Linked DNA regions of Homo sapiens: region 1 is linked to region 2. A link is a loop called in an ENCODE intact Hi-C map of the cell type or tissue named here. Cell type or tissue: K562. All regions are shown on one strand. Each heading gives the region's core, and the rest is flanking DNA. Links, peaks and the distances in the headings are about the cores only. Region 1 overlaps FNDC3B (fibronectin type III domain containing 3B). Region 2 overlaps FNDC3B (fibronectin type III domain containing 3B).

The links. A loop is a pair of places that touch in the nucleus more often than their neighbours do. Peaks named below come from ENCODE experiments on the same cell type or tissue, not always from the same donor. Only the 100,000 strongest peaks of a DNase experiment are listed, where the experiment ranks them.
Region 1: a loop joins it to region 2, with 5 times the contacts of the local background. A loop is called at or near these places in 7 of 110 quality-filtered maps.

The regions. Positions count from the first base shown.
Region 1 is chr3:172,063,521-172,080,004 of GRCh38, forward strand. All of the region lies in intron 1 of FNDC3B (fibronectin type III domain containing 3B), which reads left to right. Among named protein-coding and RNA genes, the nearest start is that of FNDC3B, 32 kb to the left of the region's middle. In K562, for the core only: a CTCF peak has its summit at 8,526; no DNase peak of the experiment used is centred there.
Region 2 is chr3:172,121,170-172,137,653 of GRCh38, forward strand. It overlaps FNDC3B (fibronectin type III domain containing 3B), which reads left to right. Exons shown (of 26, transcript NM_022763.4): 3 at 12,302-12,377. Among named protein-coding and RNA genes, the nearest start is that of FNDC3B, 90 kb to the left of the region's middle. RefSeq lists enhancers at 13,406-13,455, 15,226-16,049. In K562, for the core only: no CTCF peak of the experiment used is centred there; a DNase peak (open chromatin) is centred at 8,902.

The DNA.
Region 1 (16,484 bases), core at 4,496-12,495, 57 kb before region 2:
GAGGTTTCTACTCTTTCCCTTACCAGGATTCTGAATTGTCTGTGACTGTCTGATATGATTGCTGATCTCTTTCCTGTTCTCAGATAGGACACAAGGGGTTCCATTCGGAGTTGGCTCAGGACATTCAGATGCCATTATTTTAGTAATGATCACATGATGTTTTGAGGGCAGCCTGAAAAAAATAGAGTCTCTAACAGAGGAGCTGGGTAAAATCAGAGTAGGACCATCTCTAATGCCTTTTCTAGCTCTCTTACTCTGATTTTGTGAATTTATCCTTAGGGACAGTTTTTCATCAGGATGAGACCCTGCTGTGGTCTGAATGTTTGTGTCTCTCTCCCCTCACCAAATTTATTTATATGTTGAAATCTAACCCCCAAGTTGATGGTGTTAAGAGGTGGGGCCTTTAGGAGACAGTTACATCATGAGGGTGGATCCCTCATGAATGGCATTCACGCCCTTATAAAAGAAGCTTAAGGGCCAGGTGTGGTGGTGCGAATCTATAGTTCCAGCTATATGGAAGGCTGTGGCCGTGAGAAGATTGCTTGAGGCCAGGAGTTTGAGGCTGCAGTGAGTGAATAACCCCTGCACTCCAGCCTGGACAACATAGCAAGACTCTCTCTTAAAATAGATAGATAGATTAGATAGACAGCCTAAGGGAGCCTGATTGCCCCTCCACCATGTGAGGACACAGCAAGAAGGCACCATCTGTGAACCAGGAAAGGAGCCCTCACCAGACATCTGATTTGTTGGTGCCTTGATTTTGGACTTACCAACCCCGAGAACTGTAAGAAATGAATTTCTGTTGTTTGTAATTACCCAGGCTAAGGTATTTTGTTAAAGCAGACCAGATGGACTAAGTCAGCCCCATAATGACCCGTTTTATATTTTTATTTATAATCTATCTGCTGCTTAATTTTGTGATTAGTGGCCAGCTACTGTTTACTCATCTTTTATTCATCTGTAAAACTCTTTTTAACTTGTCTTTGTAAGAAACGGTTGGCTAACAGATGAATTTTCAGGTTGTTCAGTTTTAAAATGTTTTACTTAAAAGGGTAAGACAACTCCCCAATGCAAAGTGTGACTTCAGAGATAACTTTCATTTCTTTGAAATGTAGGAAGTCCATAGCCATTGCTGGCTGACATCTTTCTGCTCAATATGCTCCAGGGGAAGATTATCAAATTTTAGCTTCTGAGCTTTCAAATGGCTCTTATTATCAGTGGCATATTACATGAAACTGGTTTTGGGCTCTTCAAATTTATATTTTTGGCAAAGGTGTTGGGAGATTTGATTTCATTCGTCATCACTGCAGTACCTGGCGCATAGTAGGCTCTCCATTTGGTGTGTTGGATGAATGAAGAAAGTGATTCTGCTAGTCAGTGGGGTTTAAAAACAAGTGTCCACCAACTTAATGGGTCCCCATTGATCCTGAGTTCACCTCTGTTGCCCTGTATATATGTGACCCCATGTTTATTGCAACCTTATGGGCATCTCAGGCACTGCAGAGAACAGCCTCTTAAAATTTCTGGTAGAGGCCTGGTGCGGTGGCTCACGCCTGTAATCCCAGCACTTTGGGAGTCTGAGGCGGACGGATCATGAGGTCAGGAGTTCGAGACCAGCCTGACCAACATGGTGAAACCCCATCTCTACTAAAAATATAAAAATTAGCCGGGCATGGTGGCATGCACCTGTAGTCCCAGCTACTCAGGAGTCTGAGGCAGGAGAATTGCTTGAACCTGGGAGGCGGAGGTTGCAGTGAGCTGAGATCGTGCCACTGCACTCCAGCCTGGGTGACAGAGCTAGACTCCGACTCAAAAGAAAAAAAATTTTTGGTAGACTCCTATGTGCCATTTCTGGAGAACTGAAATAGTAGTGGACATACATAGGATTCATTTTAGTGTAGATATGACTTTTTAGTGAAACTTGAAGTCCTACTTCCTGTGTGTGAAATAGGGTAATAGGATCACACCCGAAGAAATGCCGCCTTGTTCAAAAGTGACAGGATCGCTGTTCAGTTTGGAATATTGGAAAGTGGGCAGGTTTATTTGGAAGCACTTTGTTTTTACTATATGTGTAAAACTCCAGGGAGCATTGAATAGGATATGAGGTGCTCCCTTTGGCTGTGCATTAGCAACGTGGCAGTTACTGATCTGTCATTTACTTTGAAAAGGAATTACAAAGTTTTGGCCTCATGCCTGGAGTAGCTCCAGATGGTCAGAAAAGATTTTTGTACTGAAGTCAGAAAGTATATTGCAGTGATAGAATTGGGCTTGTCATGTTTATATTAGAACACTGGCTTCCCACTTTATTCCTCTGCAAAGTTTTTCTTTCTTTCTTTTTTCCCAGAGAGTGAGGGGAGGAAATTGTTGCTTTAGAGTTATGAGTCTAATATTTGGAATACTGTTGTTCTTGGTGATAATGATGTAGAGGTATGATTATGTGGTTAATGTAGTTACTTTGTCAACCTAAATACCCCTGATTCTTAGTATTTACAAAGGATGCATGAAGGCTTGGAATGTAGAGATACACCAAGACCATTGTAGCTGATGTAGAAATGCAGGTAAGAAGCTTCATTTGGGTTGCGTTTGCTTGTCTGATAACCTGGCTGTTAGCCCACAACTGTTATTTAGTAGCTTACCAAACTTCATCTGTTCTGTCTTCCCATGATTCTGTGGTTGCTAGGGGTAATGATGACGTTTGGGTGTTCAATATGGGTGGGAGGTGGGCCTGGGGAGATGAGCAGTGAGGCGATAATGATACTAACACCAAGTTTTGCCATTTTAGGCATTAGAGCATCTTAAATTCCACATATGATCTTGTGTACCTTCATATCAACCCTGGAAGGGGAACGATGTGATTCCTATTTTCCTGATGAGAAAACTGAGACTTTGGGAGGTAATATCTGCCCAAGGCAATATCTAGGTAACTCCCTTCTGCAGCCTGTTTACATATAGTTTTGGCGAAAATGACTACAATTTCCTGTCCTTTCAGGACAGAGGTGGCTACAGGCTTCAGGAAATAAAGCTCATTTTCCTCTGGGAAACTCAGGACTTGTCTGGGTTGAGCCATTTAGTAAAGCTTGGTCACAAGGCTCAGATTAAGACCTGGATCTACGTGCTGCTGTTCCCAGACTGCTTTCAGTTACTCTTGTGGTTACTGAGTAACTTGGGAGTTAGAAGAACATTAACAAAGTTTTGTGTTTTCGAAGAAAATGCTACACATGGAGAAGTGACACTAAGTTGCATACTTCAGAAAGGAATTTTTATCTGTTTTGAGATTCTGGTCTATACATTGAAAATGAACTAATTTTGATTATTATACTTTTAATTGGTTGCACGAGTGTGTGAACATAGGCAGCTCTTTTGAAGCACTTTTACTGAAAAGTGTAAAAATTTTTGTTGCTGTTGTTCAGTAGCAGACATATACAATACTCTCTTTTTGAGACATACACAATATTCTCTTATTGTGGATTTAGGGGTCTTGTACCAGATCACCCTTTTCTCAGATTGCAGCTCTTCCTCCTTGCTTTATGTAGAGTGGTTTCTAACTTGGTTCTTTCTCCTGTGCAGATATAAGACTTGGTCCGCAGTCTCCTACCCTCACCCAGTCTTCCATGAGCTATCAAAATCCTCCTCTAGGCTTTTATTATTTTGCTTCCTAATTTTGTCCTTTTAAATTTCCACTGTTTAGATATTATTCAGACAGCAGTGGTATTTTTCTGTATATAATGTGGCGCTGTAATTAGTTTGAGTTCTTTTGGGGTTGTGTCTTAAACAGCGAGAATGGCCTGATTGATGTGCTTTTTGAAGTCTTACTACCTTTTTGATGAGAAGGATGAAAGTGGTGTGGAGATGAGTTTGTCTGGCTTACTGTAAATCTGATCTGTGAGGCTTTTCTGCGTTCACTAAGGCACCAGAGTCGGACTCTGCTTTTTTTCTTGTTTGATGTTACTTTATTACACTTATGAATGAAATACTAATGCTGTTATTTTATAGAAGATCATAAAATAAAAGTACACTTTCTTAGTGTTTTATGTTTCTTTAAAAAGATAATTACCGTGAGTCATAGAGCTACAATTACATCAAGAGTTTCCTATACGAAGCAAAGTCTCTGGTGGGTTTTTGGTACAGTCTTTGCACCTGGATCAGTGGAGCAAAATGTCATCACACTTGAAAAAAAAATTACTTAACAGGCCCATTAAGAATCTTCAGAAGTTTGCATCTTGTTAGGGATTTGTGGTCCAAGAGTTAGTACTACAGAACAGGCTCTTTTGTAGACCTAGGGAAACCAGTTTGTTTCTCTGCCACTTAACCTGCAAGACTTATTATAGGTGTTTCCTTCTCCTGTCTGTTTTGAAGAGACTTCCTCTGGGAATTAATGGTAGAATACTTATGACTCCTGAGAGCAGAGAACGTTCAGGCCATCATCATCTTCTCCCTCTGGGCTGTACATGGCCTCCCTGTGTCTCTACTGCCTGTCATACCTCCCCACTCCTCCACCTCAGTCACAGGGCGACTGCCTTGCTTTCGGTCTACCTTTCCCAACTCTTCAGGCTCATCCTGGTGGATCCCATTCTGTAGCCCCTGCTGCTCTTTTCAGGGGATTCTATTTTGTCTTATACACTTTTGTCATTTAGTTACCCACCTATTCCCCCCAGTGGACTCCCATTCTGGGCTCCTGCAGAGGGCTTGTAAGTTCACCTTTATATCCCCAGGGTCAGAGCTGATGCTCTGCCGAGTGAATGGGGAAGCGCCAGAAAGAACAGAAGCTAATGATGGACTGGCTCGACCATGGCTCCCACTTTCAATACTCATCCCTCTGTTTCCTCAGACATTTTACTTGAATTAATTTTGTAGTTCTCCTTCTGAACTGCTGAGCAAGTATTTGGACACTTTGTGAGGAGCCTTTTTTTTTTTTTTTTTTGAGATGGGGTCTCACTCTGTCTCCCAGGCTGGAGTGCAGTGGCACAATCTCGTCTCACTGCAGCCTCCGCCACCCGGGTTCAAGCAATTCTCCTGCCTCAGCCTGCTGAGTGGCTGGGATCACAGGCTTAAGCCACCACGCTCTGGTAATTGTTTGTATTTTTGGAAGAGATGGGGTTCCACCATGTTGGCTAGGCTAGTCTCAAACTCCTGACGTCAGATGATCCACCTGCCTCGGCCTCCCAAAATGCTGGGATTACAGGCATGAGCCACCGTGCCCGGCCAGAGGAGCCCTCATTTATAGCAAGAATAAAAACATTTTGTCAGGAAATTTAATAATAAGCCCAGACTGAGTGCTTGCTATGTGCCAGACACTGTTCTAAATGCTTTACATGCATTTCTTCATTTAATCCTCACAGTGTCCTGAATTAGGTGCTTTATTTTATTATTTCCACTTTGCCAGTGAAGAAGCAGAGGTAGTGAGAGGGTAAGCAACTTGCCTGAAGTTAAAAGCTAGTCAGTTGTGGACTTAGGGTTTGTAGCCAGGCAGTTGTGGTCTTCAGGGAGGGGACATAACATCATTCCCCTCCTGAAACTCCATATTCCTTTGTAAATCTTATTCTGTGTTACATATTTTCCTGTCCTTCATTTAGTTATTTAGGTCAGCTTCTTGTACTTCTGCTGCAAAACGTTGCTGTCAATTTACTTGACCTGGTAACCTCCCGGTGAGTTTCGCCAGGGCTTCCAGTCAATTTAGCAGGTCACTCTAGTACCTGTGGGAGGGTGAGGGCATGGAATCCTCAGGAGAGGGCTCTGCTGTTGGCTGCTGTCTCCACTTGAAGTGGACAGTTTTGAATATCTTAATAAAATCAAATCGGATGTTCTTAGGTATTCATTCATTTTATTTTCCTAAGCAAAATGTTTTGTAAAATGCTGCTTTTACGTGGCTAGAGCCACTAAATATCTCTATTAATACTTTTAGGCAAAGGTTGAGATCTTTGAAGAATTAGTGGGTTTTAAAAATTTACTTATTTTTATTTTTTAATTTTAAGTTCTGGGATACATGTACAGAACGTGTGGGTTTGTTACATAGGTGAATGAGTGGGTTTTTTAAGTTGTTTTTGCGTGCCTTTAGTCTTACTGGTTTGCCTTAGTTTCTCTACTCTCCAGACTGCTGTGCTGACTTTTCATAGCTATCTGACTTTTCAGTCCAGTGCCCTTTTGATGCTCTGGCCAGGTGGCTCTTGTTTCAGCTTCACTGGGAGGGAGTTGTGGAATCTGGCTGACAATCCCATTTAGTCTTCTTCAATTTAATTGGCCTTTTCCCCTTTCAGATTCCAAGTAGGGGAATAGCCTAAAGCCATTTTAGGGGGGCTACTAAAGCAGTTTACAAGGTGATGCCTTATATTTAAATACCACCGTATTTCCAAATCTGTTTCTATTATATATATCGTTTATTGTAGCATTCTCACAGTGACCCTGTGGTGTGAACACAGTGACTATTATCCCAGTTTTCAGATGAGAAAACCTAGTCTGAGAGTTGTGTGCCTTTCCTTACTTAGGGCACTGTGGCAAATAAAGGGAGAAGTCAAGCTACTGCTTCCATTCCAGTCTCTGAATTCCAGGTCCCCTGCTCCCTTTTCTTTCCAGGGCATGTATGATGTCTCAAGGTTGGCTAACCTCTAATTGAAAATCTGTAGGTGCTTATCTTCTGCACTTTTGAAATGATATGAACGTGAAATATTTTCAACATGCTAACATTTTTCCAGGCCGTTATTAGGGGATTAAATCATCCTGTTACCGTAACTGCAATTTTAGATGTTCTGGTGCTAAACTGAGATCTGTCAATAGAGTGCAACCTTTCGAAAGTCTTAAAAAATAGGGTACATCTTGGACTCAAGAATTATGATATCAAAATAAGACCCTTGGCTATTTCCGGAGTGTGTTAGCCAATCTACCCTGTGGTTTTCTTTCTCTGGAATTGGTGAAGAAAGAGATAAACAAGATCCAAAACCAGGTCGCATGAAAGGATCAACACTCCCCTGGACATACAGTTGTTTGGGATAATCGTAAATCCTGCTGTCTGTAGTGGCTGACGAGGGGAGAAGAGCAGAATCCTAGCACTCCGGCTACTGACTGTGAAACTAATGTATCTTTGCTATCACATATTTAGCATTTACCTTTTACTTTAAGCCAAAAACACCTTACACTTTTCTTAGATGAGCTTTTTAAAAACATTGTAATTTATGAAAAAAATTTGAACATAGACAAAAGTAGAGAATAGTAGTGGATCCCCCTGGACTTATTACCCAGCCTTGACAATCAATCAGCTCGTGCCAGTCTTGTTTCATCTTTACCCGTTTTCATTCTCTGCTCCTTGCTGTAATATTCTGAAGCAAATCTCAGGCATATTATTTCATCCTTCAATATTTCAGTATTTTTTTCAGATAAGTTCTTTCGGAAATATATTTTCATCTAATTTAAAACAAAAAGTTTTCAGGAAAAATACAGGCATTTTTGCTGCAAAAATTGGTCAGGATTATGCAATTTCTAACTAATCAGCATTTTTCAAGGTTACTGGTTTTGGCTGACAAAATTTTTTTTCTTATATGTGGAAAAAATTATTCACAGTAACAAATGCGTGTTTTGATAGTGCTAAAAATTAGTCTATTTTTCAGACTTAATTATTCAATTAAAAAATAAGACACTTCATAAACTTTAAAACTATTGTGTAGAAACACACTGTTCTTCAGTTTTATGTGTTTTCAGTCATTATATTTCCCAGCTATTTCAAATAGGCTAAATATAGTATACCCTAAGCTTACTCAATCGTTAGTTTAGACTCAACTAATTTGGAATTTTCATTGAGTTGGATATAACTTTAATAGCAGGTTTCCATTCAAGCAAAGTATTTGCTAATTGCAGGTGATTATTAAGGCAAAGTCTTAAGGATTTATAGAATAAGTAAATGGTTTTATGGGCTCATGGATCTTTAGGTATATATATATTTATACACCTTAATGGTATGAATTTAGCCTGACTTGGAAAAACTAACCTGGTTTATATGTGTATATAGTCCATTAATTGATTCACTAAAATTTTTATTTTGTTAAAAATAGTGAAATAAAATCAGAATTAATTTTTTTTTATTCTCTGTGAAGAGTCTTATGAAAGGTGGTCAGATTTATAAGTCAGATTGTGGCTAGTGAATCTTAGTTTTTCTCTCAAATACCTCAAGACAGCATGGAGGCTGGTTGTCACACACATTCAAAGGAACAAAATACTTATTAGCTAAAAAAGGGTATGCACATTTTTGGGGGCTTTGAAGCATATTGTAGGGCTTAGTAATAATGACAGTGAAAATTAACATAGCGAGCACTTCCGTATGAAGTCATTTTCTCATTACCATGGTCTTACGAGGATAGATGTTGTATTTATCCTTGTTTTACAGATAGAAACTGAGACATGGAGAGTGAAGTAACTGGCTCCAATCCCAGTGCTAAGTGGTCAAGCCAGGGTCAGAATTGTAACAGTTGAGTTCATGAGTACTGGCCCTTAACAACTCTGCTGGAGTGCCTCCTTTGGTTAAATACTAGTAGTTCATATGTCGGAAACTCATCCTTCATTTTCTTCAATGAAAATACGGCATTTTACAGCAGTGCTGTCCAATAGAATTGTTGAAATTATGGAAATACCCGCGTTATCTAGTATGCGTATGCCCATTAGTCACATGTGGCTGTTGATTACTCAAATGTGGCTAGTGTGACTGAGAAATAGAATTCAAGGTTTTATTTAATTTTAAGTAATTTAAATTTAAATAGTTACATGTAGCTAGTGGTTCTAGTACTGGACAGAGAGGCTATAGAGTTTGAGAGACCTGGGAGAATTTGTAGTTTGCGTTTCCTGGGGTAATGACAATATCTTGGCATTTTGTGGCTATCAGTATCTTGACCTCGTTAGGGTTGTCAGTGAATGGTTGTGTCATGAAATAGTAATAATGTTAATAAAGGTGAAATTTTTACAAAGTGGATAATTGAATGTTTAAAACTGTGATGCCTAACAACAAAATCCTGTTTGATCACCAACCTGGGAAATCCACAGTCTACCGCATCTGGAGGCATCCTCTTGTTAATTCCTTTGTAGCCAAGCAAAAACTGCTTTGACATTCCCGCATGATTTTCAGCCTTGTAGATGAGTTCTTGCTTTGTAAAGAGTCCAGCTTCTTGGTCAAGCTTAACATTAGGCGTGATGATAAGATAGTAAAATGGACTTTGTGGGCCAAAAGCAGCCATTAAGAAGCAAGTGTTTAACTCTTTATCTTTCTCCTACAGCCTGATGTTGACAGAGCTCCCATCTATGAAAATACATCAAGAAAACTCAGTGGTAATGAAGCTAGATTTCATTTCAAATGACACTGAGGCCACATAAACGGTGACACTGATGCCTCTTATGATGTGCTTTCATCTAAGCCTTTATGTGGCACTTAAGTCTAATTATTTTAATTTTTTCTTTGTGTTGATGAAAAGGGCCGGAGTAGTTGTTTCCACCAGCCATGGTGGGGCTCTGAAATGGAAGCAAGCAAAGCCTCCAGATGGTGGCAGGTATTGGACCATAGCCACCCTGCAGACATAATTAAACATGTCTGCAGCCCTCTCATTTAGCAGTTATAACACAGACATTTTCTTTGTTGATGGGATTGAACTGTTATTGTTAGCATTTATGTGAAGGACTTGCAGTACTATAGCCAGGTGCTATTTCTCAGCTACTGTGTTAAACACTGGGCCTGGAACTCTGCTTTGAAAGGTTTGGAGAGAAGGTTCCTCCCAACATTGGGAATGAACATGGTGGTTGGGGTGTTTTCAGCAGGTCCTGTTTGCCCACTTTCCATTTGTAATTCTCAAGTGTAACAGTTCGAATGTAGAGACTGGCTGTGAAAGTGGATTGGGATTTTAAGACAAAAAGTATTGGACAGCAGGTGAAACACACTTCGTTCCTGGCTGCAGTACCAGCTTCTGTCTGAAGTTAGGTAAATCATTTAGTTGCTGTGGACTTTGACTTTCTTCAGTTGGCAAAACAACCTTTGGGAGGGGAAACCAAATATCACTAGAAAGTGATTTGACTTCTCGAAAAGACAATTATGGTTTATTTGTGAAATAAAAGGTAGTTGTGATGAGTGAGTTCCCGTTTGCTGTATCTGCCTCCTTGCCAATAAACTTCCCATTTACACTTTTAATGATGATTCAAAGAGCAGATCAGCATTATGTAAAGGCATTTTTGATGAATTAGTCTTATGCATGTCCCTATATGGTATATTCTGTAGTTAACTGTTTTCATTGAACCTTTACAACTGACTCCACCTTACAATGGGTGCATGATTTTGTAGCGTAAGTTTACTACCTGACCTTGTTTCATGTCCTCTTCACTGAGGACAAAAAAAAAAAAAGTAACACTTTTCTCTTGTGCTTTTTCTCCCCTGATCCCTTCCCCCACCACATGACCCTTAAGAAATGTTGTCCTTTTGGAAGCCAGGTCATTTGTCTGAATTTAGGAGAATGTTGAGTTGCATCTTCAAGAAAGGGATGCAACACAGGATGAGGACTGTGGAGGAAGACTTTCTCTGAGTAAGACCTTGCAAAACATAGATTGAAATATAATTGTCTGCAAATGAATTGACAAGTGTTGGACCCCATTTTTCCAGGCACTTGATTGAAAGGCTGCTTCTAGCCTGAGGGAGGTCTTGATGATGCTACATTATTGCCTGTGGCCATTGTGAGTGCCACTGAGGTGGCCCTCTTGTGTGCAAGTAGTTGTGGTTCCACAATTCCGCTAGGCTAGTATTCAGACCTAATTCTCTGCTTACAGATGCTGTGAATTCCGTAACTCAGAAATGTGTGCTCACAAACATCAAATCAGCCTGTACACAGATACATAGAGCAGCCATGTATCAAGGACTTAGAATGACTGCTGATCCTTGAACTCTTTTTTAAAAAGGAAAAATTAGCACAAGGTTAAAACTTAAAGACATCAGATTAGTTCTGTTTAACAGCAACCTGTTACTTCGTGCTTTTGCATGTCAGCAGCTTGTCCTAGAGTCAGCGAGATTTCTTGCTTGTGACTTAAAGAATCTTGTCTTTTGGCTGTAGAGTATGATTTCATGGTGGAGGATGTTGCAGATATCTTAGTTTGCTATTTTATAGCATGGGTTATACTTTAAGGGCTGAAAAAAATAAGGTAATTTAAGCCTGTTTTGAGACACACGGAAAGGAAGCTATTTCATAACTATCAGTCATGTGAAATTTGGCAGGCCCCTAGCCCGTTAGTGGCCACAGTCACATGATTGATTACCGGTTGGGGACCCACAGTTAGCTTATTGCAGAACTGCATCTGGCATAATTGGTGTTGTCATCCAGTGTCAAACTATCCACCCTGTTCTGCCAACTTCCTTCCAATAACAAAACTTTCTTGCCTTGCACGAGTGAAAGCCTGTGTGATTGTATGTGTTTAGAATTACAGAGTTTTAAACATGATCCAATCACAACTATTTGAACTTCTTGATTTTAGTACATTTGTACCTATGTTGCCAAAAACATTTTTTTCCTTGTCTTTGTGTCTTCTAAAACATTGAAGGAAGAGGTCTTTGATGCTTCCTTAATACTTTTATCATGTTTGAAGTCCTGAGCTCTATAAATAATATAGTCCTTATTATCTTTTTATCTTGATAATTTATAAAACTGACTGTCCAAAGATATGTACGATACTTGTAGTTTTATATCAAAGAATTTTAAATGCCAAGAACCAGGGAAGCCATCTAATTCTCCATTCGAGCTAGTGCCGAGACCTACTGGACAACATCTTGACACTTGGTCATTGGCCTGTGCTGGAGGCATGATATTCTAGTCCTGGTTCTGCCTCTGCCCGCCAGTTTGGTTTTAGATCTCTTCATTTTTGTGATTAATGATATGAAAAAGTTGGACCAAGTGGTCACTTAGGTTTCCTTCAGTTTTTGATTTCTGTATGAAGATATAGAAATATCCCCTACACGTCAACAACAACAAAAATGGGAATTAACCGATTCCTTCTAAAAGCTGAAGGCTCCTTGGCAGTGGATATTGACCCTTCAACTTTTAGAAGGAATCAGTTAATTTTTTGTTGTTGAAACATGTCTCATTTTTATATTGAGCCTAAATTGGCATGGTCAGAGATAGGCTTCTATAGCACTATTTTTCCACATATTTTTGAGTGGGGCACACATTGAGAAACATATTTTACATTGTAGCCCAGTAAACACACACACACACACACACACACACACACACACACACACACAAACATTTATATACATATAACTGAATCAAAAGTTTCACAAATCAATACTTGCCTTTTTCCTTTGTGATGCAATTCTATTCGATTTTATTTAAAAGAATGCCAGTCAGTGACCCACTAAATTGATTATGTGACCCAAGAATGGGTCCTGACCTGGAGTTCAAAAAACACTACTCCATAGCAACCCAGAACACATTCGTTTCTTCTTTCACATGATAACCCTGTAAACTCAACTATGGTTAGCTTGTTTGCCTTTAGTCCTCTTTTACAGGCTTAAGGTCCCAGTTTCCAAAGCTTTTTCTTTCGTGATTTGATATTTTGACTCATCACCATACTGGTCGGTTGTTCCTGGATACTTACGGTTTGTATCCCTCTTAAGGTACCAGAAGAAATCTAATCTCAAAATAAAATTTAACTAGGGCCAGGGTCTTTCTTTTATATTGTTTCCTACTAATGTCATTATATTACACATTTATTCTACAAATGTTTGTTCTATACATGTGTACTGAGCACTACTATGTGTTAGGGCTATCCTTGGTGCTTGAGGACACTGCAGTGAGCAAAACAAAAATGTCTGCATTCAGAGAGTGTACATTGTAGAGAATTGCACTAGCCACTAGGAGTATGGCAATGTCAAATGAAATACCCAAGCGCTCAGTCATAGATATTCCTCTGTACTGCTCAGTTGCACGTGATCTTTTAGGGCACCATGTTATTGTAGACTGTCAGGCATTTACTCTCTTCATTGTGAGTTCCTCCTGCCTTTCCACTTGAGTGCACATCTTGGCAAAGATGAAATGTCAATTTCTGGGAAAGGCACCTATGTGTTGTTTCCCTTATTATTTTTAATTAATTTATTTTTTTTAAACAGAGTGGAAATTAGAGACTTAAAAATGATCAAAATACAGAAATATGAAATTATTTTTCCTGAGGTTCAGACTGGTTAAAGGAAGATTGAAAGTTTCCATTGTATTTGATAAAGGCATGTGAATTCTAATCAGGTCACAGGGCATCAAGAGGGGTCTTTAACTCTTTGGGAACATAAAGTACACTTTTTAAATAAAATTATAACTTTTCCTGGGGTGACTTTGTCATGGGTAAATTTGGGCCAAGGTTAATGGTTTTAGAGGTTGAATTACTTATGTTTGTTTTATGTAAAGTAATATATTAGGGCAAGAGATTTGAATGAACAAAATAAACAAAAGATATGGTCTCTATCTTCAAAGCTTGCATTTTAGTTAGAAAACAAAATCTGCATAATGAAATTATATAAACGAGTGATCAAATCACATAATAAGTACAACTTGAAAATGATGATAGGTAAATAGAATTCATCAAGAAAGAATAACTGGAGACCCAGCATTTGAAACAGATGGGAATAAATTGGTTAAAAAAAATAAAAAAAAGTGTTTATAATAAGTTGAATGTAATTTAAGGAATCTGAAGCATTAAAAATCTGTGCTTAGGTGAAACTGCAGTTTATTTACCTTTTAGAAACTAGTCTGATTTTTTTTCCTTCTGTTGTTTGAAAATTTACAAATTAGGAATTTGTCATAGGAGATGTAAATATATTTCTAACATGAGAAACTAATGTCTAGATAATGAAAGGGCATGGGAAGGAAGCCTTAAACATGACATTATTCAGTCAGAATAGGATTGCATTGATCCAGCGGTGTGAAAATCATTATGGAGTGGTGTTTTCACACAGGCCTCTTCCTTTACTTTATTCTGAACTACATAAATATCAATTAAAGCTTTCTAGTCCAAGTTAGCAGATGGCGATTTATGTCGGACTTATAAACAAAGCCCCAGAACATTACTATACCTAATTGATGAATGCTCTCTCCCTTTCCTGAACAAAGATTTTGGCCTCCAGTGTGGTTGTCTGAGAGAAAATTAATGAATTCTTTTCTGTGGTCTCATGTAGAAAGGCTCCCGTTTATAGAAATATTTGACTTTTTCCCCCCCAAAAAAGAAAACTTGAATGCTTTTAAGTTGCCTAGTAATTTAAATTCCCAAAGATGGACTGGAATAGTATTTGGCATTAACATTTACCTAAAAAATTATATTTTCGGCTTACAGCAGAATGATGCCTCAAAACACAAAATAGTAATCAAAATAAAGCACACAGAAAAGTGGAATGTGTTTAATTATTATAACTTTAGGTAGACATCCAAATTAGGGCTCATATTTTATTGTTGTTTTTAATTATTTCTATTTATTATTATTATTTTTTGAGATGGAGTCTCCCTCTGTCATCCAGGCTAGAGTGTAGGGGCCAATCTCTGCTCACTGCAACCTCCATCTCCTGGGATCAAGCGATTCTCCCGCCTCAGCCTCCCAAATAGCTGGGATTACAGGCCGCCGCCACCATGGCCTGCTAATTTTTGTACTTTTAGTAGAGATGGGTTTTGCCATGTTGGCCAGGCTGGTTTTGAACTCCTGACCTCAGGTGATCCGCTTGCCTTGGCCTCCCAAATTGCTGGGATTACAGGCATGAACCACTGCACCCAGCCAGAGCTCATATTTTAGACTCTTTTTCTGTGAACTCTTTTCTTTCGACTTGTTGTTCTTTAAGGTGAGATGACACTTTGTACTAATTCTTAAAATGAACCCTTCCCTCAATTTGAAATATGTGAAAATAGCTGTTTTGTACTATGGACCTGTAAGTGGCGTCTTGTGGTTTAGGGGCTGTTGCAATGTCCACCTCCAGTGGAATGTAGGTCGCTGCATCAGAAGAAGGTAGAGGAGCCAGGCCTGTGACTGCAGAATGTATTCCTTACCTTTTGTTTGAAAATAGTAAATTTCATTTGTGAAACAAAACCTGCCTTTTCTTTTTCATCCTAGCTTCTTTGAAATGAGCAGTAGGCTGATCGGGGGTAGATATTCAAATATACTGAAACATTAAGGTTGCTGTAGATGAGAAAACAGTGGTACTTTGGTTGAGGGCAATCTGCACTAAACACTTTGACTTTAATGATAGCTTTCTGCCCGCTGCCACCCAGGTGTCTTTCTTGTGCTCATTGGTTTGAGGGTGCATTCCTCAAATGAGAGGGGCAATTCAGGTAAAAGTTTTCAATGTTCCTGCCCAAGGCAGCCTGCTAAAGGAAGTTCTCTTGGTGATGACCATCACATGATTGCCACGGGAATGTGTTTACTACACGATCTGTTGATACAGGTAATAAAGAACACACTGATGACTTTTCCCCACGTAATCTCTGAGGTCGGTATTTTAGTAACCTTTGAGATAATAATTTAACTCACGCCCTATAGAAATTATGTATGCAGTAGGCCCTTGGTAGAGACTGACATTTATATAAGGTCAGTGTTGGTTGACCTAGTTTGATCTGGCCCTAGATTTATAAATGAATGAATGATCTCCCCAGAATTAGGAAGACATGACATCAAAAATATGAATTCATCATTACTGTAAAAGTTTAACATGCTGTTAAACTGTAGCATGTTAGTGAGACGAGGCCTCAGTATCTTCTGCTGGTTGGGGAAAAAAAATAAATGTGTATTAAGTCTCAGGAGCCTGCGTGGTCCTCATGCTTGTTAAATCCAGAATGGGTCTCTCCCTTTCTCCAAAGATGGAGTTTGGCCTTGGTGGGATTCTGTGTTGGGAGCTGCAGTCCCAGATGCTTCTGCTAGTTTAATAGAAGAGATCAGGAAGAACAAACTGGCAAGTGAATTGGACAGATACAGACCCAAAAGACTTCAGATAATTGGAAAGAAATTTTGCAACCAGGGCATTTCTGCCATCAAAACAGAGGTATCTTGCAATGATTCTTGTGCTGGCTGTTGTTGAGGTCTTACTTTAGCACTGGGGATGGGAGATAATTCCCGTATAGCCATAATATGGGAAATCACCAGTATCCTTTAAGATGACAAAATTCAAATTCTAATAAAGACAGGATTTGGGACATTTTTTAAAGAGAGGTGCTGGGTGTGGAGAGGGAGGAAGTCTGGTTTCTGATAAGGGCTTCTCCTCATTTTACAAGTCTGCTTGTCATGAGAGAAGTATTATTCCTGGAAATGAAAAACATGGAGGCAGAAAATCCGTTTCTTCAAAAACAGATAGTGGATTTTTGCACTGCCAACCTAGCTGTTGATCTGTCAGTCTTGGTAACTGAAACCCTATGAGGCTGCGTAACATCTCAGATGTTCAGCTTCAAATCTGAGATCACAAACAGGGTCCTAAAACAAAAAGTTTGTTAAATGCCCAGTCAAGAAAATGGGGC
Region 2 (16,484 bases), core at 4,107-12,106:
TTTTAAACTTTAAATTGCATCTTGTGCTCATGCATATCATATTTTAAATACAGAAAAATGATTAAAATTTTTTCAGGCATGTGCATTGTGTATCAAACTGATAATGTGTTTTAAAATCTTTTAGTTATCTACTTGCCCCATGACTTGTAAAATGAATTAGGCTGGGCGCTGGTTCATGTTGCTTTGTAGAAGGATTTCAACTTTACCTCTTACATGTTAGGACCCGTGTGGGTTTTTTTGTTTTGTTTTGTTTTTTGGCTTTTAGTTTTTAGGATTTGAGGCCCCCAATAAGTGCCGCATGGAACATTCACTAAAGCATAGACAGGCCAAAAGAAACAATCCTATTCCTTAGTTTTACTGTTTACAGTCTAGTTAGGAGACATTAAACACAGATGCAAGGTAAAAGCAGTCCAAGCGCAGAGATGCAAATACTTGTGTTTATATTCTTTTTTACAGTTTCCAAGAATTGAGTCTTTAAGTATTTATTGAAAGAGTTGTTTTTAAGGGTAAACTTTTCCTGGTATTACCTAGATGAGGAATTTTTATTTAAAGCATTTATGTATGTATGTATGTAAGTATTTAAGACAGGGTCTCCTTATGTTGCCCAGGCTGGTCTTGAACTCCTGGGCTCAGAGGATCCTCCTGCCATGGCTTCCAAAAGTGCTGGGATTACAGGTGTGAGCCACTATGCCCGGCCATAAAGCATTTCCATATTAACTTTTAAAGACATAAGATTAAATTGGATAGATTTCCAAACTCTGATTTCTCCTTTTCTTGTTTTGAAAATGTGTATTTGTCATGTTGAATGTGATGTGATAGCTACTGATGTATCTCATAGTACAGTAAAAGTAGTCTATAAACACAGGAAGAAAAGATGAGACACTTCTGCATCCAGAATGTGTTAAGACGAGACACTTCTGCATCCAGAATATGTTTGCACATAATCGTTTTCATGTAGGCAGACTCTTTTCTTTTTTAGTCCAAATGATTGATTTAAACATATGACTATATAAAATATATGCGTTACACTCCAAACATGACAGTAGTAAGCAAGCTGCGTAAAATTCGTAACATTAATCTCCAAGTTCCAAATGCAGATACTCATTCTCGTTCTTTTTTTTTTTCTCTCTCCTACATTTCCAAATGCAAAAATAAACAGCCTGCCAAGGAGCCAGTTGCTGAAGTGCTGTAGTGTTTTATCTAGGTAATCTTGGATTTAGCTGCCTTTAGATTATATTTGTTCCCTCATTTAAATTGGCATTGGCCAGAACTAGATGCCTCTTAGTCATTTTCTGGTCAGCTTTAATGTTACAATAACTTGAAGCTAGACATGGTGGGTCCCCAGAAGAAACATTATGCATGTGCTGCTTTAGTGTTAATGCCTACATTGGTATTTCTTCCCTGCCCTGGGCCTTTTTCCTTAACAGGTGACCATCAGATCAGATCATCTGTTGAGAGGGAATGTGTTTTACCTGAGCAGCAGGTGTGTTCAGCACTTTGATGAACAAGAATAATTTGGCCCTCCCTTCCTGGGTCTTCTCTTTCCTGCCCCTTCCTTGCTCCTTACAGCATAGTAGACAAGCATTTGAATAAAATGGACAGTCTGCATTTAGCAAATTACCCTTCCAAGGGCTTCTGCTTTGCAAATAATTGGGCAGTTAAGTGGAGACAGCAAAGATCCAGAGGTAATTGTGGTCTAGTTTTGGGTGCAGGTTGACTAGAAAGTATATCAGTAAACTTGTTACTAAGGTTCCATTTCTGTTGTTTAAAAAAATGCAAATCAGTTCTTGTTAGCCACACCTTAGATTTGAAGGGACATGGACTTGTGTTATTGACCAATTATGTTACATGACTTTTAGTTTTCAGGAAGGGTCATTAATATGTTTTGTTTTTGAGACTCACTCTGTTCCCCAGGCTGTAGTACAGTGATACAGTCCCAGCTCACTGCAGCCTCAACCTTCTGGGCTCAAGCTATCCTCTCACCTCAGCCTCCTGAGTAGCTGGGACTATAGGCATGCACCAGCATGGCCTGGCTACTTATTTTTATTTTTTGTAGAGATAGTCCCCTTATGTTGCCCAAGCTGGTCTCAAACTCCTGGTTTCAAGCCATCGTCCTGCCTAGACCTCCCAAAATGTGGGATTACACAGGTGTGACCCTCTGTGCCAGGCCTTAACCAAACCTTTTGTTGTTGTTGTTATATTCATGCAATCAGAAGTTGATAATTTTTTTTTTTTGAGTTGGGGTCTCATCTTGTCACCCAGGCTGGAATATGGTAAAATGTTTTTGTGTTTTCTAAGCAGTAGTCAGAAACATTAATCACTGAGCATGTTACTGTCTCAGAAGTTTCTTTGGTCTTTATATTGGAGTGTTGAGTTGTCATTCTAGTTCAAGGGAGAAGCTGTGACATACAGAAGGATGTGCTTTAATTAATGATGTTGTTTGGTAGTTAAATAGGCCACAGTAATGCAGCTAATTTTTAATTTTTGTTTTATATTGCCAGAATGGATCTGTTTAGAACCCATTTAAACTCTTATCACCTTGGCAAAAAAGTCACATGGAAAACATCTATATAGAATGGCTATTTCTTTATAATTTACTTGATGGCTTTAGTTATGACTGAATGTAAAACTATAATATAAAATATTAATAAGAATTACAAATGAATGGCATCCATATTTTTCTCTTAGGGTTTGTGATAGGAAATCAGATACTAGGTTTATCTATATGAATAATATCTGTCTGTTTTCAGGACACAGGGAATCAATTGATGGTGGAGTTGGGTGTTAGGAGACATTATCCTTTCATAGATCGGTGTCCACATCCAGCTTACTTCCCACGGTCTCTTGCTTTCTCATTTTTAAAGTGGTTTACTCGGGATGAGAGTGCTCCTACTTTTTATTGACTACTTCTGCACACTTGGAACTTTTTTTTTTCTCTCTAGATGAAGTCTTGCTCTGTCGCCCAGGCTGGAGTGCAATGGCGCGATCTCAGCTCACTGCAACCTCTGCCTCCCTGGTTCAAGCAATTCTCCTGCCTGAGCCTCCCAAGTAGCTGGGATTACAGGCACCCACTACCACACCCTGTGAATTTTTAAATTTTTAGTAGAGATGAGGTTTCAACACATTGGCCAGTCTGGTCTCGAAGTCCCAGCCTCAAGTGATCTTCCCGCCTTGGCCTCCCAAAGTGCTGGGATTTCGGGCGTGAGCCACCACGCCTGGGCCAATCTTGGAACTTTAAAGAGCCTCCATTAACAAGGCAGAAAGATAAGTGTCACACCAGGTGTGAATGCTGTCTTTGGAGGGGGACAGTGACTCATTTTCTAACAATTACTCTTAAACCTAGAGGGAAATGTAGGACAAAAGATGCTGTAAGGTTGACTCTTCCAGAGATTTCCATACCTTAGCAATCTAAAAACTGTATGAAAGGTCAGAGTTAGGACTTTGAAAGAATGCTAAGTGTTAATTTTTGGCATTTACCTCAAACTTAAGTGCTACTTTGGAAGCCTGCTGATTACTAGAATGCTTTTAGTCTCAATCCAATCTCAACTTTTACTTGAGTGGTTATCTGTGGACACTAAGTTAAAATTGTTGGAAACAGTGGCTTTTAATGGATATTTTTATCTCTTTCTTCCTGCCGAGGTGGAGGGAAGGATTAGTGACTATTGGGGAGGGCTTACGAGGTGCTGGGGCTGGTGCTGAGCCCTTACACACATTATTTCATCCAGTAATTACACACGCTGTAAGGCGGCAGTCATCTTTATAGACAAAACCCGAGGCGAGAAAGGTTGAGTATTTGCAACTGGCAAATCACAGAGCTGGAATTTGAACCCACTTATCTCCTCTTCCAAAACTCAGATCCTACCTTCTGGGAAAGGTGGAGCTGCCTGGCTTGGACTCACCTCTCTTAGTCTTGTTCAGGTAAACAGCTGGGGAGCGAGATGGCACTTGGTTTTTGCACAGTAGTAAATTGTAAACTTTATAGAGGCCATTCCTCTTCATTATCTTACATGATCTCCACATTAACTCCAGAAGGTGGCAGTGCCTCTGGCTCCCCAGCTTCTGAAAATTGAGGACTAAGCAGCAGTGGTAGTGTCGGAAGGCCTGGAGGTCAGGCTTGTGTTTGCAAAAGGAGCTGGGAGTGAAATCTTCCGAAGCCCCAGTCCGGGTCACAGCAGCGGCTCCCTTTTTTCCTTAGGGAATGGTTCTTTTCTTGAGATTGGCAGTAGGAGGGCTGCTCCCTCCCGGGTCAGCAGTTGCTGAGAGATGGTGGTGGCCAGAGAAGGGTAGTAGACGGTAGTAGTAGGTAGAGATAGTAGAGGTAGTAGAGGTTCCTCCCCCGTGGGAGTCTCACCCTGGAGTTAGGAGAGGGCCTTTTGCCTACCTTTTCTTCCCAAACCCCGTCCTTCATTTCCATTAAAAAATTGCATCACCCTAGATGCAGCTTTGAGACTAAAGAAATTTAAAACCTTGTAAGATTTGAACACATTAGGTGGTTTTTCATTCTGAGTTTACAGAGTAATGCCAGAATAAAAGAAACAAAGTGTATCCTTCAAAAGGAAAGAAAATGGCCACTTCGCGTCACAGGTATTTCTTAAATCTCTCGCTTCTACTTTTCCTGTTTTCTAAGGGGAATACAGAATTAAGTGTCACGCAGATTTTTACTATGAGCAGTGATACCGTACCGGGTTGCTCATGAGTTCCTCGTTTTCTTTGTTTTAGGTTGATGAAGGACTGCTTGGACTTTGACTCTCCTGAAGATGTTAATTATATGTTTCAAAAATCATGTGTTCTGCTAAAAATCACTTATGCATAGCCTTGGAAAAAGAACTGGAGGCAGGGAGTTGCTTCAGGGTGCAGAATATCGTTTTGGAGGCCTTGGGAAATAAATCTTGAGTTAGTTCATTTACCACCAAGACATATTTAGTCACTGTATATAAACAAAAGAAGTCACAGTGTGCCTGGACATTATTTGTCCCAGATGGAGTTTCAACTTGGCTCATTATACTGCACTGATGTCATGGTACATAAACTGGCTCCGAATTCAACGTGCATAGAATCGGCTGTGTGCTTGTATGTGCTGAGGGTGTGCGGGAGGAGGGGCGGGGCTGGCTGGAAAATCTTTGTCACATTTTTCCTTTGCTCTCTGTAGAGGCTAGTGTCAGTCTTGAATTTGGACTTGGTGCAGAATGAGAGAAGAATTGGAATAATCTGTTCATGTGTACAAGTCAGTGTGTGTATGTCCTCAAAGCTGTAGTTCTTCCAAGACCAAGAATCTAAGTGTGCCTGGCTTTCCAACAGTTGCTTAACAAAGCTCTAGTAACTCAAATCTAGAAAGGAAAATCTTAAAAGCATTACATTTTAAAAGAGCATTTTTAGTGTGTTTGCCTTGAAGTCTTAAATCTGGACAGCTTCTTTCAACTTTGTAATGGTCTTAAGTATCCAGCTGTAAAATTCTGTTTTCCTGGATTGTATGGTGGACAACGTCTCAAACTAGTTGCTTAAAAGTATATAAAAAGGTGGCCGAATTTAATTCTTCCTGTGTGCTTTGAGAGGGCAGCTTGTGGGTCAGAAAACTGAGCCGGAGAGGGTCCTTTCCTGGACTTCTGAGCCCTTAATAGGAAATTTCCACATACTGTGGTGTTACTTTATTACTTTTTATTGCTGGCTTTTGTTATGATAATCTTAATTAGAAGCATTTCCAAGTAATTCAAACCATTTTGTAGATGTAAAGGGCTTAGATTTCAGAACTTCTGTGAATGGATTCCTATAGGAGTCACTCTTGTTGCCGGGACACACAGAAGCTGAGCAGACACTGGAATGTGAATGCATTGGGAGGTGAGCCCTTAAGGAGAGCCCAAATGTTTACCAAAGAGAAAATCTGGTCAGAGGTGAGAAGTGGCTGGTTTTAGATTTTATCGAGAGCATGAAACATGGCAGATTTGGTAAAAAATTTTTCTTGAGACTGTAATTTTACTTAACTGAGAGACTTGTTACTGGTAGGAATTTGAAGAAAAAGAAGTTGGGGGTAGAAGGCTCTGCTTCAGGGAGGAACACATATTTCCTAGAAGAGAACTTGTCCTGCCTTTGGGGATGTTCCTTTGACCCAGTTAACTGCATTCTCTTATTTTAGCAGTCTTGTTGAATTATCTCTGTATTGAATTGACATGGTGAAACCACGCCTAGTAGAGGGGAGAAGTGGTGGTGTGGACTAGACGAGTATACATTTTGGTCAGACATGGCTGGATTCCAGTCACTTTGTAGTTTTGTGACCTTGGAAAAGTTGCTTGTCTTCTTCAAGCCTCAGTTTCCCCACTTGTAAAATCTAGTTACTATCTACCTGGCAGATGACAGGGATTCAATAAGTAGTAGCTGTTTCTTAATCATTGTAGAAAAAAAACCTGGAAAAAGGAGTTGATAAAGTACCCTGCATCATGCCAAATTAATCTTACAGACACATGTGATATTGAGGATACAGCTTTTTTTTAAACAAAGAACAGCACATTTTTATTTTTAAGTTTTATTTATTATTATTTTGAGACAGTCTCACTGTGTTGCCCAGGCTGGAGTGCCATGGCAACTGCTGCCTCCCGAGTTCAAGCGATTCTCATGCCTCAGCCTCCAGAGTAGCTGAGACTACAGGCACCCACCATTACCCCCGGCTAATTTTTGTATTTTTAGTAGAGACAGGGTGTTGGTCAGGCTGGTCTCTAACTCCTGATGTCAAGTGATCCATCTGCCTCAGCTTCCCAAAGTGCTGGGATTATAGGCGTGAGCCACCACACCCGGCCGAGGATACAGCTTTTGAACCTTCTATTCTTTGAAGAAAACAGTATTAAAACTTTTGGAGTAGTGGATATTCTTGCTCCTTATTTTGCATAGTAAGAGTCCTAAAGCCCAGGAAAACATATTTGCCATGTATCCTACGGGTTGTGTTGAGCAAGGGGAGCTTCACCTACAATGTGTACCCTTGGACCTTGAGTTCCCAGTGTTTGCTTAGGTCCCCTTGGAGGCTTCCTGTTATTGTATATTATTTTTCAATCAGCTTTGGATTCAGGCTTCAGGTAGGGCAGTGAGCAAAATGAGGCAATGGACACATTCACATCTTCTTCCAGGATCTTTCTAGTTTACTTGCTTATGTTTTTAATCCTGGGACATTTTCTTTGCATGTGTTATTACCACAAAGATAAATATTTGGCATTCGCACCCCATCGCTTCCCTTTTCCTGATTTGGAGAAAAGAGGGGGCTCAAAACACAAATACTGCTTACTTTTCAGTTTTGCCTGAGGCCAGCTGTGTTCTATGGCACACAGACTGGGGTCTCAAAGGTGTGTGTGGATGAACAGTTTGGGTATGGGGGCCTGGGAAGAGCTTGGAGATTGGGAATCTTGGGGGTGGGGCTGGGGAGTGGGGAGTTGGGAGTATGTGTGACCAGAAAATAGTAGCATGAGGAATAGGTGGTAGTACTCTTCTCATGTAGTCAAAGGTCACTTTTGAAGTTATTAGGTATTCCTGGCTAGAATCCTTAGTTGCGTGGAACTCCTCTGCAGCTTTTAGATTGTATCATTTTCCCCCTTAAAGATACCTGTTGGATAATCATAAATGTGGGCTCCAAGGGAGAAGTATTCATTTATACATGAAAACAAGCTACACAAAGTGTGGCCAGTGGAAAAAACTCTAGAAGTGAAATGGGATCTCCTCTCTGGTATGGTTTATATCTTGATTGTCTGAGGGTTGGATTTAACGCTTAAAAATGCTGCAAGTGTACTATTTTGTCTTTGGTCAGTTGGTACTCTTCTCCCAGGAGGAGCTTTTTTTTGGGAGACAGTCTTGCTCTGTTGTCCGGGCTGGAGTGCAGTTGGCACCGTCACGGTTTGCTACAGCCTCGACCTCCTGGGCTCACGCGATCCTCCTGCCTCACCCTCCTGAGTTGCTAGAACTACAGGAATGCACCACCATGTCCGGCTAATTTTTACAATTATTTTTGTAGATATGGAGTCTCACTATGTTGCTGGGGTTGGTCTGGAACTCCTGGTCTCAAGTGATTCTCCCCGTCTCAGCCTCCCAAAGCACTGGAATTACAGGCATGAGCCTCTGTACCTGGCCAGAAGCTTTTTTGATGGACTGATCCATTACCCTGATTGCTTATTTGAGTGACTGGTAATTTTTTTATTTGAGGCATAAATTAGACATTTGCCTCCAGGAGTAGTCTTAGATACTATTGGCACCTGGTTAATCAGCCACCCAAGGTTTAAATTGCAAAAGTAGCCTCCCTTTTCCTCTTTTAATGAGTATAAAACAGAGTTAGGTTTAGATTTATACCTGTAAAGGAAAGATATTACACCTTCTTTCAGTTCTCCTGTTAGACAAAGAATTCCCATGATGCTGTGTTTACTCAATTGTATTAATTGCAACTCTTGTTTTATTGTTTCTCTGGACTTTGGAAGAGTGGTCACTTATTTTTCATTAAACTTTGATAAACTGCCTTCTGTTTATTTCCAGCTTCTTGGTTCATGTAACACTAACGGTTTTGAAACAGATCTGATGAAGCAATAGTAGCTTAGAGGATGCTCCCATGATTTGATTAGCATGGTTCTTCTTAAGATCTCTGGAGAAAAAAAATATCTAGTTAAAATCTTTGTCTTTTTTTTCTTCCTCTGAAGACATGGTGCAGTATGAATCAGTTTAATGCTGACTTTGGAAAAGTAGGAAATGCTTAGTGAGTAGACAAAAAATGATGTGGTTTGGACAGCGATGTTCTGTATCGCATTTTATATTAAGGAGGACTTGTAGCAGTTATTATATTTCTGCTTTGTGGTTGGGGAGAGGGAGGGAGGGAGGGGGAGAGAGAGAAATTGCCCAACTTGTATGATAGGAAAGGTTAAGTGCCGGGAGTTGGCCAGGTTGTGACTCATGCTCCTCGGGGCTGCGTGATGCAAGACCTTTTGCCGCCAGCTCATTCATGTCTGCTGTCAGGACCGGTCATTGGGCTGGTGTGTGTCAAACTTATTTTTATCTCTGCTTTATTGACAATGAAAACAGCTAGGTGGTCAGCCTCCCTCAGTATAATAAAATGCTTTCTTTTAAAATACCTCAGTGCCAAGATGAATATGGTTTGTTTAAATAATGACTTCTGCTCTACTGAGAAAAATTGATATTGGGACACAGGAGACTTGCCTGGTTTCTGAGGTAACTTGGTAGATTATAATCTGGTTGCTATGGCTACTCAGCAGCAGTGAAAATTACATGAACTAAACATTTGAAGGGAGGTATTTTCGTCGGATGCTTAAAAGCCCGTTACCTATCATCTTTCTCCCTGAAGAAGTGGGATGGGGGTCAGGAATTGAACTCAGTAAGCAGGGGGGGAAGGTATAAGTGGACCTTAGAGGCTGGATGCCTCTGCGTCGTTCTTTGAAGTTTGGCCTGGTGTCAGTGACCACTGAGGAACTGTTACAGACACTTTTTGTGCAATATGATAAGCAGATAATGTGACGACAGTCCGGACATGTCCCAATTCAGAAATCCGTTTTCTTGCCTGGGACTTTCCGTAATACTGGTGAATTGTATTTTCTGAACCGGTATTCAGGGCACATTGTCTGACAATTATGAGCGTGGTAGAAGAGAGTATATGAATTTGGGATTGTCAGAGAAAATCTAGGACATAGAGTCTTGGCATCCATTGGTTCCCCCCTCCCCCAGCTAATTAATTCCATGGGCATATATTACAGTTCTATCCCTAGAGCTTTAAACACAAAGCAAATGGTTTTTGCTTTATTACAGTGATGCTAGAATTGGTCTAAGGACCTTTAAAAAGACATGGATAATTGTCTGTATTGAAGTGTGATTTTCTTCCATTGTAGTTTTTATATTGTATATTTATGTAAAAATAAATGATTTTCATGTTAAAGAAATGACTTTAAAAGCTCCTTTTCAAGAAAACAAATATTTGGCCCGGCGCAGTGGCTCACGCCTGTAATCCCAGCACTTTGGGAGGCCGAGACGGACGGATCACCTGAGGTCAGGAGTTCGAGACCAGCTTCAACATGGAGAAACCCCATCTCTACTAAAAATACAAAATTAGCCAGGCGTGGTGGTGCAGGCCTGTAATCCCAGCTACTGGGGAGGCTGAGGCAGGCGAATTGCTTGAACCTGGGAGGCGGAGGTTGCAGTGAGCTGAGATCGCGCCATTGCACTCCATCCTGGGCAACAAGAGCGAAACTCCGTCTCAAGAAAAAAAAAAAAAAACCAAATATTTTAATCATTCTAGAGATCTTGAAGGAATTTCCTTTTGAGTTTTTGAAACAGTACAGTGTGCTTACATTGGTGATAATTTAAATACTGAAAACTCAAAGATTATCTACAGTTATTATATAGGAAAAATAAATTGCCTTGAAATAACTGTCATAATTCAAGATAATGAGAAGCACCAAGGGTGAAGCTTAGTCTGAGTTTCCCTGAATGATCCTGTTTTTTCCAGGTAATGTATTTTCTGATTTAAAAAAATTTAGTATTCCAGCAGTATCATCTGGATGAATTATTAGAAGAGGCAAAATACATGGATATTAAAGATTGAGTATTTAAAGATGAAATGGTTTTGATTTCAAAAGTTTTACAAAACAAATTATAGTGTATACAGTAAATAAAGTTGACTTTTAAATTGCATCTTATGAAAGCTTAATTTCTAAGCTGAGATAATTATTTGCAATAGTTTTTTTTTTAATGTTTTATGACTTTCATTCATTCAGTGAAAGTAGTTATTGAGCACATAACTTATTCTATGCCAGGCATGGGGCTAGATAGCTGGATGTTATCCTTATCATGCCTAGATTAAAGAAGGAAAGGCAGACACTAACATAATTGCTTAGTTAATTGATTGCAGTTGTAAATTCTAGGAAGAAGTAGTAGAGCGGGTATTTTTGTTTGATTTAGAACACATAGTGGGGGACTTGACCTGTCCTGGGAGTCAAAACACTGTTATCACAAGCTGAGAAGGATGAATAGACGTTGGTTGAGGATGGAGGAAGGTAGGTGGTAAGCTAAGATGAAGGAGTACAGGAAGAGTATCACAGACAGAGGAAACAGTATGCTTGACAGTTTCAAGCCAGGGAGGAACAGGGCTTGTTCCGATAACTGTAGGATGAATGTGACACTGACATCCTGTCAATTTCTAGAAATTATATGGTGATTTTTAAAATAGTGTTAGCCTTGTACATGGTGGTTTTTAACTATAGTTTTTGTGGTGGTGGTGGTTGTTTTTGAGATGGAGTCTTGCTCTGTCACCTAGGCTGGAGTGCAGTGGTGTGATCTAGGCTTGCCACAACTTCCGCCTCCTGGGTTCAAGCCATTTTCTTTTCTCAGCCTTCCAAGTAGCTGGGATTATAGGCACCTGCCACCACGCCTGGTTAATTTTTGTATTTTTAGTAGAGACCAGGTTTCACCCAGGTTGGTCTTGAACTCCTGACCTCAAGTGATCCACCTGCCTCAGCCTCCCAAAGTGCTGGGATTACAGGCGTGAGCCACCGTGCCCAGCCTAACTATAGTTTTTTAAGTTGTATTATGTCTTTTAACTTGTATTTAGATATCAATTAGTGATTTTTTTCCTTTGATTATCCTTTGATTAGAACTATTAATAAAACTATAAGGCTGTTGACAGAACGTACTTTGCTATTACCACTCATGGTCTAGTCTTGGAAGTTGTCTAATATTAAATATTTATGTTCATATAAGTAAAACATTGACTTTAAACATTTGGGTATTTGGCGGGGCCTATTTATAATATTTATTTAATACTGTTCATTATTGTCTTAAGATCCTGTACACAGATAATTCTTTTTATAAAAATTTTTCTTGTAAATATTTTTTGTTGTCACACAATAGAATCATATAACCAGATCAGTAATAGACACTTGGGAACAGTATGCAGCACTGTTAGGTCAAAACCTCATTGCTAGATGCAGCTTTCTTCTGTAAGTATGGTTTCTGGTGTTTTTTCTTCTGTAATTGTAGTTTCTAAATTTGTGAAAGCGAAAAGGGAATTGTGCTTTTCAAAGAAAAGTTTTCTTCAAATGGAGTTTTTAAAGTTAGATAGCATCATAAGCAACACAGGAGAATTCACTTAGCTAAATTTGAATGCATGTACTCCTCCTACCCCCATGCCCCCAATTAAGACTTATACTCCAAGTTTTGTGTTTATAAAAGATTTTATGCCACATGCTTCCTGTCTAGTATATAAATTTAGGTAATAACACTTAACAAATCCCAGAGGTTCCAGTATTAAACTGAAATTAATGTGTTGTTTTGGCAGGTTATTCTCGTTCAAGTTAATCCAGGTGAGACTTTCACAATAAGAGCAGAGGATGGAACACTTCAGTGCATTCAAGGTAAGGACATTTTTGGTAAATATTCTAATCAAAGATTTTTTTCTTTATTTGAAGGAAGTAATGTTTTTCTGTGTGTGTCTGCATGTAATTTTCTAGAAGTAAAGTATATCTTGGATATTCATTTTCTTTTTTTTTCTGTCGCATGGTCTCAAATATATATTATGATGTTATCCAAAGGACATTTTTAGTGGTAAAATCTGTATTGGGTATCTGTTGGTTAGTTATTGCTAAGTAACAAATTACTCCAAAATTTGGTGGCTTATAACAACATTTATTAACTCACAGGGGGCTAATGGTAGGAAGTTTTCTACAGTTAGTTGTTAAGTGGGCCTCTCCATGGAGAAGTGGAGGGAGCTTATGTTACCGCAGCTGGCTTCAGAGCCAATAACTAGAGGGCAAGAGGGAGCTAGTAGGTCCAGCCCAGACTCAAGAGAAGAAATTATGAAAGGGCGTGAATACCAAGAGGCAGGTCATTGGGGGCCATCTCAGAGGCTGCCCAACACAGGCTACTCTTTGGCCCCCGATGATTCATGTTCCTTCCAAATGCAAAATGCCCCGTCCCAAGATCTCCAAAAGTCTTATCCCATTATAGGATTAGCTCAGAGTTCAGAACCTTATCATCTAAAGTTCCAGGTGTAGGTAAGGCTTTTGGGTGTAGTTATTTTATTACAGCTCCTAGCACACTTCTAGTGTGTATACTAATGCCTCTTCTGTATAGTTCACTTGGAAATAAATGATGTAGGTACTTTGATCCATATGGAGTTCTGTGTAGGAAGATCAACCTAGATCTGATGTTAGCTGGTAAACACTGTAGTGTTAAAAGGCACTGTTTATGATAGCTCTTTTTGACAGTGACTGGGATTATGGGGCAAATGGTAAATGGCATGCAATTGAGATCAGTATTAGGTTATTAATTGAACTGGAATCTAATCTGAGGCTTTACTATTAATACCTGAACTTGCTTACCAATATACAAACAAACTGGGGGAAATGCCCTTTAGTTTCGGTTTCCCATAATAAGCTGTATAGAAACAGTTTTTTTTTTCCTTGCGTAATAGTAGAGCATGTTGCTTTGTACTTTTTTTTTGTATCTATAAGAACAAAAACTTAGAAAATATTTCTTGAGAAATGAGTATATTTTTAAAGATTCAAGGCTAATGAGTTTTAATTGAAGTTAATATGAAATTATTTAATCACTTTTATTAATGATTTCTACTCTGCATTTCTCTGTTGTGTCCCAGAAATTGATCTTTGGAATTCTAAATCATTTAAAATCAAAACCTAGTCTTAGTCGATGCACAATATGGGGAAACTTCAGGTCAAGGAAGAGAAGAAATATTTTTAAATAGTATGGACTATAGAGTCTTTCACCTATTTGTAGTACTATAATAAACAGATACCGTGAACAATTAAAACCTCAGAATCCTACAACCCTGTATCTTAAAAAAAAAAAAAAAATCACACTAGAAAAACTAGATGAAAGTCACCTATATGGGATGAAGCTGAAGTTTCCAGTTCAGTAAGAAAGCAATTAAGCCTCTGGTTATGGTAACATTGGCACCCCATTAATTGGCTAGTACATAATGTCCCTCTACAACTGAGTGTGTGTAATAGAATCTATAAAAGCAAATCACTTAGTGGATGAACATGCATTAAAATCTCTTTCATTCCACCTAAGTTTACTTTTTGGTGTCTAAGGAGTGTGTGTATGTGTGTGTGTGTGTGTATATATGTGTTTTTTGTGTGTATATATGTATGTAATTTCACTGAGTTGGCCGCTCCCCCACTTTTTTCTTTTTTTAATCCATGTTATAACTGGTGCACTTTGCAGGAAATGTTGCAAGTATATTGCTCTCTTCACAAAGGGAGCTTTGTATTTATTCATGATGATACTTGGAGATAAGTGACACTAACACTCCTAACAGTGATTTCAAAAATGCCTTTGACCAAAACAGAATTGTGGAGCCATTATCTTTGGCTCCCTCCAGGCTTCCTATTCTTTGTTCTCTTCTGAAGTCTCAGATACTATGGTTATCTTCATTTTGGGGAGTGGTGGTACCTGGCCCAATTAACTGAAATGACACAGGATGGAATGAGGACTAGGACCTGGATCCAGGTGCTTTACTAGGGTTTCGGAAGCACTGGGGCAATAGGATGAACTGCAGAAACTGGAAGGAAAGTCAGCCCAGCAGGCTGAACCCCAAATTCAGACTCATTGACTGCCACTAATGTATAAAAGGCAGTCACTCAGGCAAAAAATAAGAAACCCTTTATATGAGTCCCAGTATGAGTTCGTGAATACTTCATTCCAGTTGGGTAGAATATAGCAACATAAAATGTGGCAATAGGCAGTGTATTTGTAAATTCCAACACAAGTTGCTGTGTCATCCTCACAGTCCCAGTGATTAACATCATCTCTACCATTGCTAACATTTATTCATCTCAGGCTGTGCTATGCATTCTTTCCTTTAGTGAGTGTGTAGTTACACATAAGGAAGCTGAGGCCTGTCGAAAAGTCACAAAGCTAGAAAGAGGCAGAGTTGAGTTTTCTTCCCTGCTATGTCTGATGCCCTCAGTTCCTTGTTCTGTGCCTTTATGTCAGGGAGGACTCCATTCTCTTGACAACAGCAAGGTTAAGTTCCTGTTCCTGGAGTAACAGGATTCTGAGCTGGATAGCAGGATGACTACTTAGATACCCAGAATGAGACAGATGGTTTGCAGAACAAAAGTGGTTGGTGGAGACTGAGTCTTGGGAATAAGCTAGGGGCGAGCACTTTGTTAATGAAGTGAGATCTACTGGTTGAGCAGTGACTAGCAGACAGTGTGATGCAGGGAGTATTGGTTTAGAACTCATTAAATTATTTCTGCCCCAAATCAGGTTTGAGTTCAGATTTGGGGTGGCTCAGCTTCCAGGTGGGGCTTCCAGCTCCAGCTCCAGCTGTTGTTGATTGGGGCCAGGGAGGGCTCCAGCTCCAGGACAATGGGAGAGGACTTGTAGGTACAGTGGGAGGCAGTTCTTTGTCATTTAAAAACCTATTAGGAAGGAATCTGAAAATGGTCACATTGTAATGGAAATTTCTGAAAGAAATATTTGTATTTTGTTAGGGATTTAAGAGATCAAAACTCTACTTATGTTCTTTGAACACTGGCCAACAGGCGGGAGTGTTTTTGTTTTGTTTGTTTTTTGTTTTGAGATGGAGTCTCACTCTGTCGCCCAGGCTGGAGTGCAGTGGCACAATCTCGGCTCACTGCAACCACCGCCTCCCGGGTTCAAGCGACTCTCCTGCCTAAGCCTCCTGAGTAGCTGGGACTACAGGCACACGCCACCACACCTGTCTAATTTTTTTGTATTTTTAGCAGTGACAGGATTTCACTGTGTTAACCAGGATGGTCTCGATCTCCTGACCTCAGCCTTCCAAAGTGCTGGGATTACAGGCATGAGCCACCACATCCGGCGGTGTTTTTCTAAATTGAGGGGAAGGTGATGGGTGGTGGTGGCCTTCCTGGAAATTTTGAAGTCATACCCATTGATTATGCCGTGGTTGAAACTGTCAGCCTAATAACTTTGCTATTTTAACACCAGCCTTCAGATTAGGGACTGCTTTGTGGGGATTTCAGGTAGGGAATGGAGTTGGTTGCTGGGCCTTCCTGGAAACTTTGAAATCACATTGTATGAGGTCAGTCCTCTTTACTTGTAACTGAATTTATTAGCCTGATAATTTTATCTGTAGGACATTTGTGACACCACTAGAAAGACCTCAGAAGCTCATTGTGATCTCATTAAAAGGCAGCTTGGAAGTTGAAAGCAAATTAATACAGAAGAATATGGGCTGAGTAGGGAAGCTCACACCTATAATCCCAGCACTTTGGGAGGCCAAGGCAGAAGATTGCTTGAGGCCAGGAGTTAAAGACTAGCCTGGGCAACATAGTGAGACCCATCTCTACCAAAGAAAGAAAAAATTAGTCAGGTGTGGTGGTGCATGCCTGTAGTCCCAGCTGCTCAGAAGGCTGAGGTGGGAGGATCACTTGAGCACAGGAGTTTGAGGCTGCAGTGAGCTATGGTTGCACCACTGCACTCTATCCTGAGACCCCGTCTATTAAAAAAGA